Regions from separate parts of the Homo sapiens genome. Here region 1 is linked to region 2. A link is a loop called in an ENCODE intact Hi-C map of the cell type or tissue named here. Cell type or tissue: endothelial cell of umbilical vein. All regions are shown on one strand.

The links. A loop is a pair of places that touch in the nucleus more often than their neighbours do. Peaks named below come from ENCODE experiments on the same cell type or tissue, not always from the same donor. Only the 100,000 strongest peaks of a DNase experiment are listed, where the experiment ranks them.
Region 1: a loop joins it to region 2, with 8 times the contacts of the local background. A loop is called at or near these places in 2 of 110 quality-filtered maps.

The regions. Positions count from the first base shown.
Region 1 is chr15:71,749,159-71,757,158 of GRCh38, forward strand. The region is part of intron 14 of THSD4 (thrombospondin type 1 domain containing 4); the gene reads left to right. Among named protein-coding and RNA genes, the nearest start is that of NR2E3, 57 kb to the right of the region's middle. In endothelial cell of umbilical vein, a CTCF peak has its summit at 3,694 (motif pointing right); a DNase peak (open chromatin) is centred at 3,693; H3K27ac peaks cover 1,438 bases.
Region 2 is chr15:71,383,051-71,391,050 of GRCh38, forward strand. All of the region lies in intron 6 of THSD4 (thrombospondin type 1 domain containing 4), which reads left to right. Among named protein-coding and RNA genes, the nearest start is that of THSD4-AS1, 200 kb to the left of the region's middle. RefSeq lists enhancers at 2,938-3,472, 3,536-4,429. In endothelial cell of umbilical vein, a CTCF peak has its summit at 3,589 (motif pointing right); DNase peaks (open chromatin) are centred at 2,071 and 3,591.

The sequences.
Region 1 (8,000 bases), 370 kb after region 2:
TGGTTACACAACAGCATGAATGCACCTAATGCCCTGGAGGTGTGGGCTTAAAAGTGGTTACGATGGTCAATTTCATGCTATGTGTATTCTACCACAATCAAAAATGAAGTTTGAGAAAAGACACTAAACAAATTGTAGAACATACCTTGGGACAGGGAGAAGAAAAGAGGAAGGAGATAAGGAATTGTGCTTCCTTTCCTGGTGGGATCGGCGCATTGGCGGGCATGGGATGGCCAGTCAGAGGGTTTGCCCAGGGCAGCTGCACAGCTGTGAGAGGCACCAAGTCCAGATTCTGGATTCTCTAGGAGATCTAGGGAGTTTACCTGGGATGAGGACATGATTGGCTATCTCTGACCTTGGTTAGCGGCCTACCTCTCGGATACACTAGTTCTGCCCCACTTCCCTTGCTAGAATCCCGTGCGTACACGTTACCTGTGAACCGCATTAAAGTGTAGGTCTGAGGCAGCAGGTGTGGGGAGGAGCCAGGGATTCTACATTTATTTTCTTTCTTTTTTTTAATATTTTTATATTTTTAAATTTTTATTTATTTATTTATTTATTTATTTATTTATTTATTTTGAGACCGGGTCTCATTCTATTGCCCGGGCTGGAGTGCAGTGGTGCAATCTCAGCTCACTGCAGCCTCGACCTGCTGGGATCAAGCAATCCTCCTGCCTCAGCACCCCCTGCCCCCCTCCCGCCAACGTAGGTGGGACTATAGGTGCGCGCCACCACCCCGGCTAATTTTTTGTATTTGTTTGTGGTTTCACCATGTTGCCCAAGCTGGTCTCAAACTCCTGGGCTCAAGTGATCTGCCACCTCGGCCTCCCGAAGCCCTGGAATTGTAGGCATGAGCCACTGTGCCTGGCCACAGCCTACATTTCTAATAGGTTCCCAGGGTCTCTGAGGCCACTGGTCCAAGGACCACACTCTGAATAACAAGGCCATAAAAAAGACAGAGGAGCCCAGCCATGTTCTTGGATCTTAGGAGACACGATGCAGCCCATGAGCCCCCACCCCGTCCCCACTCCCAGCATCATGAGAACAACAACCATAGTATCTCAGACTCAAAGAAGGACCCTTTCACGCAGTTTGGGGATATCAGCAGACATGCCCCATACGGCCACATTGGCTGACTCCAACTGGTCAGTGTCCATTCTGACCGGTCAATGGCCACCATGCACCTGTTATTGAGTATTTTGAATATCACCCCTAGAGGTGTTCACATAGGTTTTCTCTCCCTCTGCGGTGTAAGATGCCCCTTCATTTTGTCCCTCTATCACCATAACAATCCACTTCCACAGGGAGTGTTATCCAGAAAGAGAGGAAGGACAAACCTGCAAATGCAGCCTTCACTCCACCTCCAGAGATGGTCCTGGAGATTCTTACCTAGCGGCTCATCTTCTTGTGTGTTCCCCACACCTCATGGCATATGGCCCCTGCCCCTTAGGCCCACGATGGCCCCAGATGGACAGCCCTTGGTGCAAATACTGAGCTTCCAAGATGAGCATCTGACTGTGCCCCCAGTCCCAGGAGCAGACACTAATTTGGCCATCTGGGAGGCTCTAACCAAAGAGAAACAGATGGAGAGTAAGTGCTGATCTGGCCACTGACTCAAGCTTCTGCCCTAAAGCTGAGTCCAGGAGAGCTCATCCTAGTTCTTCGGTGTATCCCTATTTTCCAAGCCTCCCATCCCAAACATTAGCGCATGGTACTGCGGAAACAGTGGGGGAAGGTGTTTGTGAGCTCAGCCTCCTTGCCAGCATGAGGAATCCTCTGCAGTGCCCCTGACATAGGTCACAGCTCTTGCCCAAACCCTTTATCAGAAATTCACCCTGTGTCCAGACAATTACATCTATTTCTTGTACAGCTCAAGGTGTCAAGAGGTCTCCTTTTACAGTTAACCAAAGTGTTTCTTACTAAGTCCCACTGTCCTTTAGAAAAGGACAGCCCTACAGCCATTGGGGAACCCCTTCCACTTTCTCCAGGCTAAAAATATCTAGTTTCCTCAACTAATCCTTTTGTGCTTCAGTTTCTGAACTCATTCGTGTTCTCAGTAAACTTGATGGATTTCCTGTATCAGCAAATGGATGAAAAGAATGATGCTGGACTTTCATTTTTATATTGGAATGATTCTTTTTCTTAAAAATGTTGGCTTTTTTCTGGTTAAAAAGTAACACAGTATTGTTTTAAGAATATGAGAAATTTGGAAAAGTATGCTCCAAACCTCTTCACCAAAAGAAAATTTGAGATTAAGCTATACTTCAAGTTTTTTCTTCTCATACATACTTTACCTACATAGCTTTTTTTCCTCATACGTATTTTAAAGATATAAATGTATCTTTATATCATAATGTATGTATAATTTGGTCACCTCTTTTCACTTAATTATTATAAGCATAAAATCTTTAAAACATGATTTTTATTATAATAAGCTATAGAACTATATAACTGAAACAATCTCCTATTTCTAAATGTTTGGGATTTTCTAGTTTTTATTTTTATTTTTATTTTTATTTTTATTTTTGAGACCAGGTCTTGCTCTGTTGCCCAGGCTGGACTGCAGTGGCACAATCATGGCTCACTGAAGCCTTGACCTCCTGGGCTCTAGTGATCCTCCCTCCTCAGCCTCCTGAGTAGCTGGGATTACAGTTATAAGCCTCCATACACGGGTGATGTTTTACTGTTTAAAACAGAATATTTTAAAAGACTTCAGTAAGTGTTCTTGTGCATAAATCTTTATATGCACCTCTTCTTATCTCTGTAAAATAGTGGGGGCGTGGAATCATGTTAAATTATGGGAAAATATTATGAATGCTTTTTGAACTCTTAATACATTTTAGCTAATTGTTCTCCAGAAAGATTATTTCGGTGTAGTCTTCCAAGCAGCAACTGAGAGCGCTTTTACAGTCATTTTGTTGCCATGATTCTTTAGTTTGTAAATTCCATGTCTCTACATTTGCCACTCTCTGAAAAGGCAGGGGGCACAGAGCACAATACGTACAGAGAAAAAACAACTCTGTGGGGAAAATAGCTGCAGTGGTTCATTCCTCTGTGTGTCTCCCACATTTATTTAGAACAGTAAAAAGCTACATGTAAATTTTCCAAAGATTTCCACTCTACCTATTTCCTCTCCAATAATGACTTGCAGATTTCCCCTTAAAGTAATTTTGCTTTGCATTTCAACATAAGTTCTTGCCGAATCTAGCTTGGCTTAAAATTATAAATAGAGCAAAGAATGAGCACTTTATTCTATTCAGGGAACTCTTTCGTTCGTTTTGGAAAAGATGTTCTAAATCATGCAAGTTGGGTGCTATGGTGTAAGTAAATAATTTTTGCCTTATCTACCCTCAGAATAGATCATGAATTCTAAATGTTCATGCTTATTTTAGAGTAGATGAGTGGGAAGGGAGTACTATTGGGTTTAAGAAACGCACATTGGCTTTGGTATCATCTCCATGACCATCACTTATTTCGTATTTGACCCTGAGCCAGCTACTGATTCACCGAGCTTCAGTTTTTTCAACTGTAACATTGCTGAGTAACCGCTGCAGTAATATATTTGAAGCTATGACCTAGATGAGGTTGGCACAGTGGGAAGGATTTCCTGTGGGCTGCTTCATTCTTCTTCAGCTGCGTGTTACCAGGGGCCTTTGGGCCACCAGTTGGTCTTAGAAAAGGTTCAGCCCCTGGAATGACCAGCGGATGGCAGTCTTCCACTTTTGAATAGTTGCTTTGTGTAGAAAATGGCCTCGTTAAGCTTTAGTCTGAACTATGAAATTTTTTATTACTGGGAATAAACACGTGTTGAGCACCTGTTACATGCCAGTCATGAACGAGACACAGCTTCCGACTCAATAAGCTCAAGAGGGAGAGACCAAAGAAAATTAAAGTTCGCAAACACTTAAGAGTACAGAGTGTGTCTTATTGCCCAATTTAAAATTAATTAATCTTTACCTAAGTGAATTGAGGTTGTAACCCCAGTCTGAATCTTCTGTTAAACTTCTAGGGACACAAAGTTTCTTCTGGCTTAATGACTCACCTTAAAAACATCTTTTCAGCTGCTTGTACTTGAGAGTGGGCCTTATCAGAAGTAAGCATCGTTGACTTTTCAGTTCTACAAATCAATGATAGGTTTAAGCCCATGTGCAATTTTTAATCACAACAGGAAAAAAACACTTTTAGAAAGTCCACCAGCCTTAGTTTGGTAACACCTAATTTCTAAGAAAGTTTTCCAGGAAAAAAATACTGAATCATTTAAATTATAAGAAATGATGCATAAAGCTGAAGTTCAAGAATAGTCATTACAGCCTTATAGTCCCTTAGGGGCCAGTTGGGCCAAGTTTAGGATTTAACTGTTGCTGGAATGAGAAGGCAGTCCCCACCAGAGGGTTGCTTAGGAATTCCATGTGTTTCTGTGTTTTATCAGCCCAGAAGTTCAATTACGAGTCATGTCCTCTTCTGACTAGCAAAGCAGATTTGGTCCTTTTAGGAACATCCTTTAAGGACAGTGGGTGGGTGTGGTTTGGAGCCTCACCTGGAAGGTTAGTCCCCACTCCCTGGTAGGGACTTCTCCTTCCCCTTGCTTCTGCTGACAGGCTTCCTGGACCAGGTCGTGAGTGGGGAGCTCCTTTCATGTTTACACTTGTTGGGCTTTTCACTGAAGGTGTTGTAATAAAATGAAACTCCTCTACAGGCCTCATCCATGTGATGTCCTCCCATTGGGCACTGGCATGGTCCTTCATATTCTTCTTTTAAATTAGGTATATGGGGATGTGAAGACACTTTCCCAAATGTATGTGCATTACTTGGTTTTGAAAGCAGAAAATTAAGTTAGCTAGTCAGATGGAAATTACTTGGAAACAAGTAGCCTAAGGGTTGGAAACATGAAGATAACTGAAATTCTGTTTACCTTTTATTCTTTTTTTTTTTTTTTTTTTTGAGATGGAGTCTCACTCTGTCACCCAGGCTAGAGTACAGTGGCATGATTTCGGCTTACTGCATCACTGCAACCTCCACCTCCCGGGTTCAAGCGATTCTTCTGTTTCAGCCTCCCAAGTAGCTGGAATTACAGGTGCACACCATCATGCCCAGTTAATTTTTGTATTTTTAGTAGAGATGGGGTTTCACTATGTTGGCCAGGCTGGTCTCAAACTCCTGACCTCAGGTGATCCACCTGCCTCAGCCTCCGAAAGTGCTGGGATTACAGGTGTGAGCCACCACACCTGGCCTACATTGTATTCTTTACAAGAGTATTTAAATGTCTTGAGTTTTAAAGTTAGGAAGAAAACCAGATCATACATGGCTGAAACAAACAAACAAACAAACAAACAAACAAATCCTTTAGCCTAGAATATTCCAATTATTGTAACAAATTTTAAGCTAAAGGACTGAGTCATTGTCCCAGATTTCTAATAGCAATCTAGCAAAATAGCAAAGGACATGAAATATGCAAATAGCAAAATAGCAAAGGACATGAAAAATGTCTGCAAACCTGTAGGGGAGGAAAAATGTTTCCTCTGCATTCTTAGGTTCTCTGGCTGCAGTCTGTGAATTAAGCTGACAAAAGATTAACAGATAAAAAGCATACCAATTTTGTTTGATGTTAATATTTTTGTAGTGGCATGGGGGGCTTCATAGGAAAGAAGTGACAACCCCAGAGAAGCAGTTAGACTTGAGGGATTATATACCATTTTAACAAAGGGTGATAAACTATGGAGAAGTGATTAGACAAAGGAAAGGGGCTGGGGCTTCTAGGGACAGTAAATTGTGAGAAATTGACTAAGAAAAATATGGGGGAAATTGACAGAAGATAAGGGTCCTTTTATTAAAGTTTATTTGTGCAGACTTGTCTTGGAGTCAACTCCCCATCTCCAGTGATAAGAATCTTCTCTTCTTCCTAGCACTGGGAGGGCACCCTTCTCATGGGAAATTTATGCCCTGGTTTTAGGCAGAAATGGGGAAGGCAGAGAGCTCTTCCTGCATCTGCTATTTCTCAATAGCCTTCAGCTCAAAATAATCAACATGCCAAAGCAACATATTTTGGGGTGGCATGTTCTGATCCCCTTCAAGCCCTTTGCTCCAGAGGGAGTTTCTTCCCTAAGGGGTCAAGCCCAGCTTAGCAGTGGAAAGGTAAATGTTTGATCGCTCATGCTGGCATGTGATTTTACAAGACTAGATGTCAGCATACAAAAATGAAAGTGGAAATTTTGATAAGGAAATGAGGTTGTAAGGATTGTTTTTCCCTTTTCTCAATTTTTATTTAAATTCTATTGCTTTATTTTCTAAAATAATACGGGTAGAACTCAAACATTGACTCTATTTTTAAGAAAAGACCCAGAAACCCTTAGAAAGGGCTTTGGTCATGTGCTAAAGGGCCACGTCTAGGATTAGAAAGTGCTAATAGATAAGAGAAATGAACAAGGCAGGGCCCAAGTCTATATGCAACTGATATTCATGGATTTACTCATGAATAAGACACTGACCTGAGAAAGAATTAGAGATGATTCGTTAGTTCCTGCTCTCACCAAGCCTGCTTCAGCAAAGACAAAAAAAAAAAAAAAAAAAAAAAAAAAGACAGGACACAAATAACCATAATACAAAGGCAGGAAGCAGCACATAGAGTGCCATGAGAATTCCAAGGCTTGAAAGAACATCTTAAATTGGACACTCAAGATAGTCTTCACAGAGGACAGAGGAGAAGGTATTTGAGGTGAGCCTTAAAGGCTTCTGATCTGTCCAGTGAAGGGAAAGAGCATTCTGGGTGGAGGGAATGACAGGGGCAAGGGCTCTGTGAGCCTTTTATGTGATCAGGGAATAATAGCCACTCTGAGTCTGTCCAGAAGGAGGTATGGGGGATAGGATAATAGGAAATTAGTCTAGAAGAATTGGGTCAATTGGGGCCATATTATAGAAAACCCTTAATGCTAGAAGTCCATATGTGACTTCTGTTAGGAATGGGATAACTTCAGAGGGAATTTTTAGCATGGAGTTCTCAACACCTGGCAGCCCAATGCATTGGAAAAGCTGGTGAGGTTGAGCAAGAAGCTACAGCCACAGTCCAGGGTAAGAAAGTAAACTGTGCTGGGAACCATGGATGGAAAGGGGCAAGACAGGTTAGAGAAATGTGGCAGAACTAGAGTCTGTGAGACCTAATGATTGTCTAGATGTTGGAAGCAAGAGGGTAGGAGAATAGTCAACTTTTAAATCCAGGTAGAAACTTGAAAGCAAATCAGAAAAATAAAAGGAGGAATGGTAACGGTGGTGAAGGTGTACATGCTGGATTCAAGGTATCTGTAGGACACCCAGATAAGGACGCCCCAAAAATGTTTGAAAAGATAAAGTTTAGGTGTGGTGGCACACACCTGTAATCCCAGCACTTTGGGAGGCCGAGGCAGGCGGATCTCTTGCGCTCAGGAGTTTGAGACCAGCCTGGGCAACATGGCAAAATCCCGTCTCTACAAAAAAATACAAAAATTAGCTGGACATGGTCGTGAGCACCTGGAGCTACTCAGGAGGCTGAGGTGGGAGGATCACTTGACCCCAAGAGGTTGAAGCTGCAGTGAGCTGAGATCACGCCACCTGGGTGATGCAATCCTATCTGGGTGACAAAGCGAGAACCTGTCTCGAAAAAAAGAAAAGACACGATAAGATGAGAACCAAAATAAGGGCACATTCCAACGTATGGCAAGACAGATGGAAAATGCTCTATGAGCTTTGGGCTGTGACTCAGGAATGTTTTCACTGTATCCTAGGAGAGGACAGTGTGATTGTAGTAGAAAAATCACTAATAGATATTTGGCTTTAAGTGAAGATTTTATCCCTATGAGGCTTAGTTTCTCTATCTTGGAGTGGGAATGTAGGGGTTGAAGCCCCTTATACCATTTACTGGGCACCTCCCATCTGCAAAGCACATTATACAGTCTCCATAGCCCTGTCAGAAATGTGTTTCTATGCCAGTTGTCTAGATGAGCATGCCAAAGGTAGGAGGGGCTGGGTCA
Region 2 (8,000 bases):
CCCCCCATCATTGTTTTTTTAAATTAACCTGTTAGATTATTGCCCTAAGTGATTTCTAGTTTGCTTATTATAATTTCTGTCTTCCTACTTTTTGAATTTCTCCAAATTGCTGTAAATAGAGGAAACTGGTTTTGGACCCTGTAATTTTGGGGGACCAGCAGGGGTCCCCCTCGTCTGTCCAGCCTTTGGTAGATTTGGCCTTTGTTTTAACCTCAGAAGTCTGTTTGACTTATCCCCTTTTATCATAAGCATCTAATGATTTTTTTCCTAAATTTGCATTTCCAAAGTGATGGCTTAAGCAAAGCTAGGTAGAACATTTATATCTCAAAGGCACGGAACTGAGACTTAAGGCTTGAATACCATCATTTGCCCAAATCAAGAAAGAAGGTCATACTTTAAGGCCTACTTAAGGCAAAATGGCCACTGTGATATTGTGATATATTGCGATATAAATTTAAACCAGTGTCTTTTCCATTTTGAGAGTTTCAAATGACTGGATCCTTCCTCTGTTCCTGGTACAGAGAGGCTGACAACTTTACGAATGTGGATTTTTTTTAATTGATGTAAATTTCTTTTACAAAAGGATTTCAAAATAGCCAGCTAAATGCCAGAAAAGTGTATAGTCGGCCCTCTGTATCTGCTTCTGCATCCATGGATTCCACCAACCATGGATCGAAAACATTCAGGAAGAAAAAAACAATACAATCGTAAAGAGTCATACAAATAAAAATACAGGATAACAATCATTTACATAACATTCACATTGTGTTAGGTATTATAAGTAATGTAGAAATGATTTCAAGTATACAAGAGGATGTACGTAGTTTATATAATACGCCGTTTTACATAGGAGACTTGATCATCTGCAGATTTTACATCTGCAGGAAGTCCTGAACTAATCCCCTGTGGATATTGAGGAATGACTGTATTTGAGAGACCAATTTAGTTCAATAGGTGGTCTCTTTGCAACTTAGCTTCTGTTTCTTAGCTAAAATTACTAATTCAGGGCAGAGCTCATTAACAAATAGGGCAAAGAAACTATTTTGTGGCCGGGCGCGGTGGCTCACGCCTGTAATCCCAGCACTTTGGGAGGCCGAGGCGGGCGGATCACGATGTCAGGAGATCGAGACCATCCTGACTAACAAGGTGAAACCCCGTCTCTACTAAAAATACAAAAATTAGCTGGGCGTGGTGGCGGGTGCCTGTAGTCCCAGCTACTCAGGAGGCTGAGGCAGGAGAATGGCGTGAACCCCGGAGGCGGAACTTGCAGTGAGCCGAGAGTGCGCCACTGCACTCCAGCCTGGGCAACGGTACAGAGCAAGACTCCGTCTCAAAAAAAAAACAAAAACATGAAACTATTTTGTGTGCCTGGATTCAGCATGGATAGCACTGAAAAAGATGAAGCCTTCCTTTATCTGAAGGTATACCTTTATAAACACTTTATCCAGCTTGCTTTTTGCCTTCTGGATGAGGTAAGTAGCTAAGCCAAAAGGTTAGCAGATTCAATTTTTCTTTCAATTAGTTGCTTCAGTTTTTTATTTGCCTTTTGCAAATAGTCTTTTAAAAGAGGCAATAAAATTTTTGAAACCTTCTTAGAAGCATCTGCACATCAATAGGCTTCCCGGGTGAGCCTAGTTCTGGAGCCCACATTTTAAAATGCACTTCTTAAAGTGCAGTGCCGTTCATTTGGAACCATCCACATAACGGCATTGTAATTTTAAATTATCTTCAGTAAGACTTTGCCTTTCAGGGCCTAATACTAATACATGTAAAGGTAGACATGACAAGAAAGTGGAGTACTCAATTCTTCCAAAGTTAAGGATCCCATTTTTATGTTGAATGTTGGCCTTGGCTCTCAGATCCCCTTAACCAGCTTAGCCAATGATTTTTCTTTACCTAAACATGCAAGAAAAAGAAATGATGAGGATAGGACACAAAATCCCTGCAAATTTCTGAAAGCTGGAGTTTGCACCCCCTTCAGTAATTGCCATTTACTGCCAGTTTCCCTTTGATTCTGTCAGACATCTGAGGCCTATAGCTGGATCCAGTCCAGTTAATTATTGGATCCAATCCAATCCTGGATCCAGTCCAGTTGCTTTCGTGACTTCCGAACCCAATTCAGTTAAAAAAAAATTGCTCATATAAACTAGGAGAGCTCTAGACACAACGCTGTGGAGTTCAGAACTCAAGAGAAAAACTAACCCATGACCTCCAGTTACAAACGAGAGCAGTGAGCACTTTGGGCTCCATGGATACCTCACCTGGTTGCCTGGTGTTCCTGGGGGTCATTGGAGTCTGACTTTGAGTCCCACTTGTGACACTAATCTCTTAAAAGAAAAACCTTAGACAAATAAGAGTTTAATAGAGCAAAGAACAGTTTGTGAATCGGGTAGCCCTCAGAAGCAGAACAGGTTCAGAAAGACTTTGGGGCTGCCACATGACTGGACACTTATGGACACAAAAAGGGAAGGATTGTACAGAAAACAGAAGTGACTTATAGAAACAGCTGGCTCACTTAGAGCTTGGAGTTCGCTAAAGCGAATAAATTTGAACCTGGTTTGAATACGTGGCCACCTGTGATTGACTGAAACTTGGCTGCCCTGATTGGCTGAGACTCAGTTATCTGTTACAAAGCCAAATTCCTAAATTAGATTTATGGTTTGTTTACAGAGTTAGGTTTTGGTTACATAAGGGCTTGAGTATGCAAATATGGAGGCTTTCTCAAATCACGTTTCGTTTAATTTAACACCTTCATAAATAGGATGGACTTAAGAGATCATCCCAACCTCCTTACTGTACAGATCAAGAGATGGGGGTCCGGAAAGCTGCTGATGTTCATGCTGTGAGTTTAACACCAGGAAACAACAATTTATCAGTAGAACTGTGTGTTAGTTTAAAGAAAGCAATGGCAGAATGGAGGCAGAACTCTAAGGAAAAATGAGGAAAGTGATGCTTAAGTAGCTAGCGGACCAACAGAAATGTCAGAGAAGAAATCATATTCTCTGTCTCATAGGCACCAGTATTTCCTGGGACTGTTTACTGAGTAGGTGCTTAGTGAAGATTGAATAAATGCCAACGTACAGAAAAGCAACACCAGAAATCAGAGAGTGACAACCACAGCCTTGTTTCTGCTGCCCAAATGTTAATGGGTTGACTTCCATTAAAAATCAAAGACAAAACAGGCAGCTACTTAATGGTTTGCCAGCCAAATAAAGAAGCTCATGCTGTGAGCAGCTAAGATAATAGTTCAAAGGAATGCTACCCAAGGAGGACAGGTAAGCAATTTCCAGATTCAGCCAAGGGTTCCAGGACTAACATAAGGATGTACAATTATAAAGAAAGACTGATGAGGACCTGCCCAAAGCATGTGGAGAAGGCCAAGAGGGGGTTAGGGGAGGTGCTGCAAATACCATGACAATAGAGACCACTGGGAACCTCAGAGAAAAGGGAAAAGGGGCATATATTTTCAATAAAATACTGACACATGTAAGAGAAAATGGAAATGTGAATTAGACATAAATTTATAGAAAAATAAAGCTAACATTATCTGCCTTTAATGCAGACATTTAAATTTCCAGCAGATGGAGATGTTACCACGTGAAAGAGAAGTTTGACAGGTGGACTCAGCTTCGCTTTCTAAAACATGATGGTTTGTTTCTTAGGAGTGAGACAAAGAGAAGACCCCTAAAATAGGTAGACTCCTGAGCTTTAAATAAATAATACTTTTTAAAAGAAACTTTAAGTGTTACCTGAGTTCCTAATTCAGAGGGTTAGCTTTTTAAATGATGAAAGCATTCGCCAGTTGTTTCCTTGTTTTAGAAGAATTTGGCAAAAATCATTTGTTTTCTAAGCTTTGTGTTTGGAAACAGAACAGAAAAGGATTCTGTTCGCCTCGTAATCAACATGTATTTGCATTACACTGCTTGCTACTTTAGGAGGCAAGGTTTCCGGGTTTTCTGTTTTTGTTTGTGCTGTCTTTTTCTTTTCTGGTCTCTAGAGATTCCTTTGCAGCCTATGGGCATAGGGTCAAGTTGTTTTCAGTTTGCTTGTGTTTTGTTTTAGGCTTCTTAGGACTTGGGCCGGATGCTTTTATCACGTTTGAAGAATGAATAGCTGTGCGCTGGAAACTACCTGCTAGGCATAACTCATTAACGTTAAAAAAAAAAACAGGCTGAGAGACTATAGAAAGGGATCTTTTTGACTGACATTGTTGTCTGGGTGAACTCAGGTGTTAGGGAAACATTTACATTATCTGCTCAGGATGCTGTGATTTGGTGATTCTCTCCAAACCAAATGGTACCCAAGAATCGGGGCTTACACGGGGTTTCACTGTAGACAGACAACGTGCCTTGAGATTTAAAGGGTATCATTTTTTTATAATTTGTTTTCCTTCCCTAGAGTCTTTTTCCTAATATGTATAAACAAAATAACTCAAAATTCATTCAAATGCATTTTCAGGAAAAAAGGAAATATGCTGTTTTAGATTTTAGTCTTAGAATAAATTCCAGGTGGAGGATGAATGGGTCAGTGGGTATGAATTATGTTGCCTGATATCTGTCTTACTTTCCCAAAAGCTGTACCAGTCATATGAAGATACAACTTTCATCCCGAACTTGCTTTATGTGCTGTCCTTAAAAAAGAGAGAAATCTTTCTTGTTGATTGTAAGTATATACAACAAAGGCTTAGAAGGAAATATTATGGTCTGGTCAGGGAATCTCAGGCATGTAGCTCAGAATCCTGGTCAGCACAGCTTAGGAAAAGCATCTTAAAGATTTTTTTCTCAGCCCAGAACCCCTCTTCCAAACTGCTCTAGGTTCAAGCAAAGGTTACCCTCCCTTGGCCAGGGGACCTCTTGCTGCCTGCCAGCCAGGGATGTCTGGATCTTCTTTTGATCTTATTTTCCCCCCTCAACCCAGAGCTATTTAATCTCTCCTGGGAGAGACAGAGGCATTTGTTATTTGGCCATCAACAGTTAACTGCTTTTGTGGTTTACACACATAAACAGAAGACAAATCAAAACTACACTCAGGATATCACACTTTCTCTGTAAAACCTGAGACTTTAACAAGAACTTACTTTACCTTCTTTCACATAAATCATCCCTTGAATTCATCCAGAAAGAGGCAATCAGTTTGCGTTTTTAACACTCTTGAGGGCTTCTTAAATTTCTGCTGCATAGCTGCTTGGTTTGTTCCCTTTAGCCTGTAGGTGATTCATTAATTTGCTCACCAAACCTATATGGAGTACCCACTAGGTGCCAGGTACTTTATAGTAGGAGAATGTGGGTGAAGTGATGGAAATTTATCCTTAGTAATGGGGAACACAGCAACTTTCATGCAGGCTTTATTGGTTTTGGGTCAGTAATGTCATCTTCATTTCCAAAGGACGGCTGATTTTTCCATCTACCAGAATGTGTTCCTTACTGAAAGGTCTTCTGTTGTTCAGCTCTTCCTGTATGCCCAGCTTTAGATGAAGGGGGGAAAAATAAAAACAAGAAAGCCAGTCCCTATAGGACAGAGTGGTCTGGTAGGAGATCATCTCAGCTACTCTAATTTGCTCACCAATTTTACTTACTTGTTTCATTCGAGTATTGATTTGATTCTTTGGAGAGAGTGTGTGTGTGTGTGTGTGTGTGTGTGTGTAGGGAGGGAGCAGGCTTTGGATGTTTGTATGGACTCAGGCATATTGAGTCCTTTTTTAAAAAAATTGTGATAATATGATAAAATATATATATATAAAAAACATAAAACTTACCATCCAATATGGTTTGGCTGTGTCGCCACCCAAATCTCATCTTGAATTGTAGCTCCCATAATTCCCATGTGTTGTAGGAGGTGACCCGGTGGGAGATAATTGAGTCATGGGGGTGGTTCCCCCATACTGTTCTCATGGTAGTGAATAAGTCTCATGAGATTTGATGGTTTTATAAGGGGAAACCCCTTTTGCTTGGTTCTCATTCTCTCTCTTGCCTGCTGCCATGTAAGACTTGCCTTTCACCTTCCGCCATGATTGCAAGGCCTCCCCAGCTGCATGGAACTGAGTCCATTAAACCTCTTTGTCTTTATAAATTACCCAGTCTTTATCAGCAGCGTGAAAATGGATTAATCCACCATCTTAACCATTTTTAAGTGTACAGTAGTGTTAAGTACATTCACATTGTTGTGCAACAAATCTCTAGCATTCTTTTCATCTTCCAAAATGAAAACTCCATACCCATTACACAGAAACTCCCCATTTCCCTTTCCCTTCAGCCCCTGGCAACTATTATTCTACTTTCTGTCTCTGAATTTGACTACTCTAGGTACCTCCGAGCAGCAGAATCATATGTTATTTGTCATTGTGTGACTGGCTTATTTCACTTAGCACAATCACCTCAAGGTTCATCCATGTTGTAGCACGTGTCAGAATTTCCTCTTTTTTTTTTTTTTAAGGCTGAATGATATTCCACTGTATGTTTATATCACATTGTGTTTACCCACTCATCCACTGATGGGCAGTTGATTGCTTCTACCTTTTGGTTACTGTGAATGATGTTCCTATGAATGTGAGCGTATTCATATCTCTTCAAGACTTTGTTTTCAGTTCTTTGAGGTATATACAAAGTAGTGGAATTGTTATGTGGTAATTCTATTTTTAAATTTTTGAGAAACTGTCATACTGCTTTCCACATGGCTATACTATTTTACATTCCCACCAACAGTATATATAAGGGTTCCAATTTATCCACATCCTTGCCAACACTTGCTATTTTCTGGGTTGTTTTTTTTTTTTTTTTTGACACAGAGTCTCGCTCTGTCACTCAGGCTGGAATGCAGTGGCATGATCTTGGCTCACTGCAACCTCCACCTCCTGGGTTCAAGTGATTCTTCTGCCTCAGCCTGTAGCTGGGACTACAGGCGCCCACCACCACACCCAGCTAATTTTTGTATTTTTATTAGAGACAGCATTTCACCATATTGGCCAGGCTGGTCTTGAACTCCTGACTTTGTGATCCGCCCACCTCAGCCTCTCAAAGTGCTGGGATTACAGGTTCCATTTTTGAGGGTGAAATAATAAATCAGAATGAGCAACATATTCTGGGCAATCCCTGAATTTTCAGATAAATAGAAACAAAGCAGGAAATGCTCACATTGGCCTTTATATATACCTACTATCAAAAACCAGACAGGATGGACCCAGTGAAATATAGGCCAAGGGCTTAAGAGAGCTCATATTACACTTTCTGTCTTTTGATGTTATCTGAGTTTCATGGCATTATCTGTTTTTGGCGAACGTCCATATGACTTTAGCTGGACAAGGAAACCAGGAAGGAAATAGGAAACCAAGATGGAAAGAAATATTTCCTTCCTTTACCCTTTTTTACTTAAAGGGTAAAAGTATTGGAAGATTCAGGATTGCATAGATAAGCTGTGGCAAGTTTGACTTTCCTTTACATAAGTCTACAGAGGCTAAATCCAATTTTGGATCTTGTATCTCCCTATGTCTACTTTGTCATATAGCCCTCCTTTGACGTCTAGCCCTCTGAACCCACAGTAACAGGCCTTGAATGTCCTTGATTTAAACTCGTGTCTGCATTTGTCAGAGCTCTGCCCTGAGGAGTAGTTTACCATATTGAGTTACCTAGCAATTTTCCTTGAATCCTGATCTACAGAGTAGAGTTGGAAGGGGAGTAGGAATAACTGGGATTACTGTCAGAAAAAAATCACATCCTTTCATCTCAAATATATTGGGCTTTCAAAGAAAATTTGTCTCTTTTTCCGGGCTCCTCAATTTTTAGGTAATTATGATTGGCTAAATCTTTTTTTTTTTTTTTTTTTTTTTTTGTACAGAGAGGGCCTTGTTCAGTCACCCAGGCTGGAGTGCAGTGACACGATCATAGCTCACTGCACCCTTGAACTCCTGATGCTCAAGGGATCCTCCCATCTCAGCCACCCGAGTAGCTGAGACTACAGGCATAAGCCACCATGCCGGCTAATTTTTTTTTTTTTTTTTTCTGAGA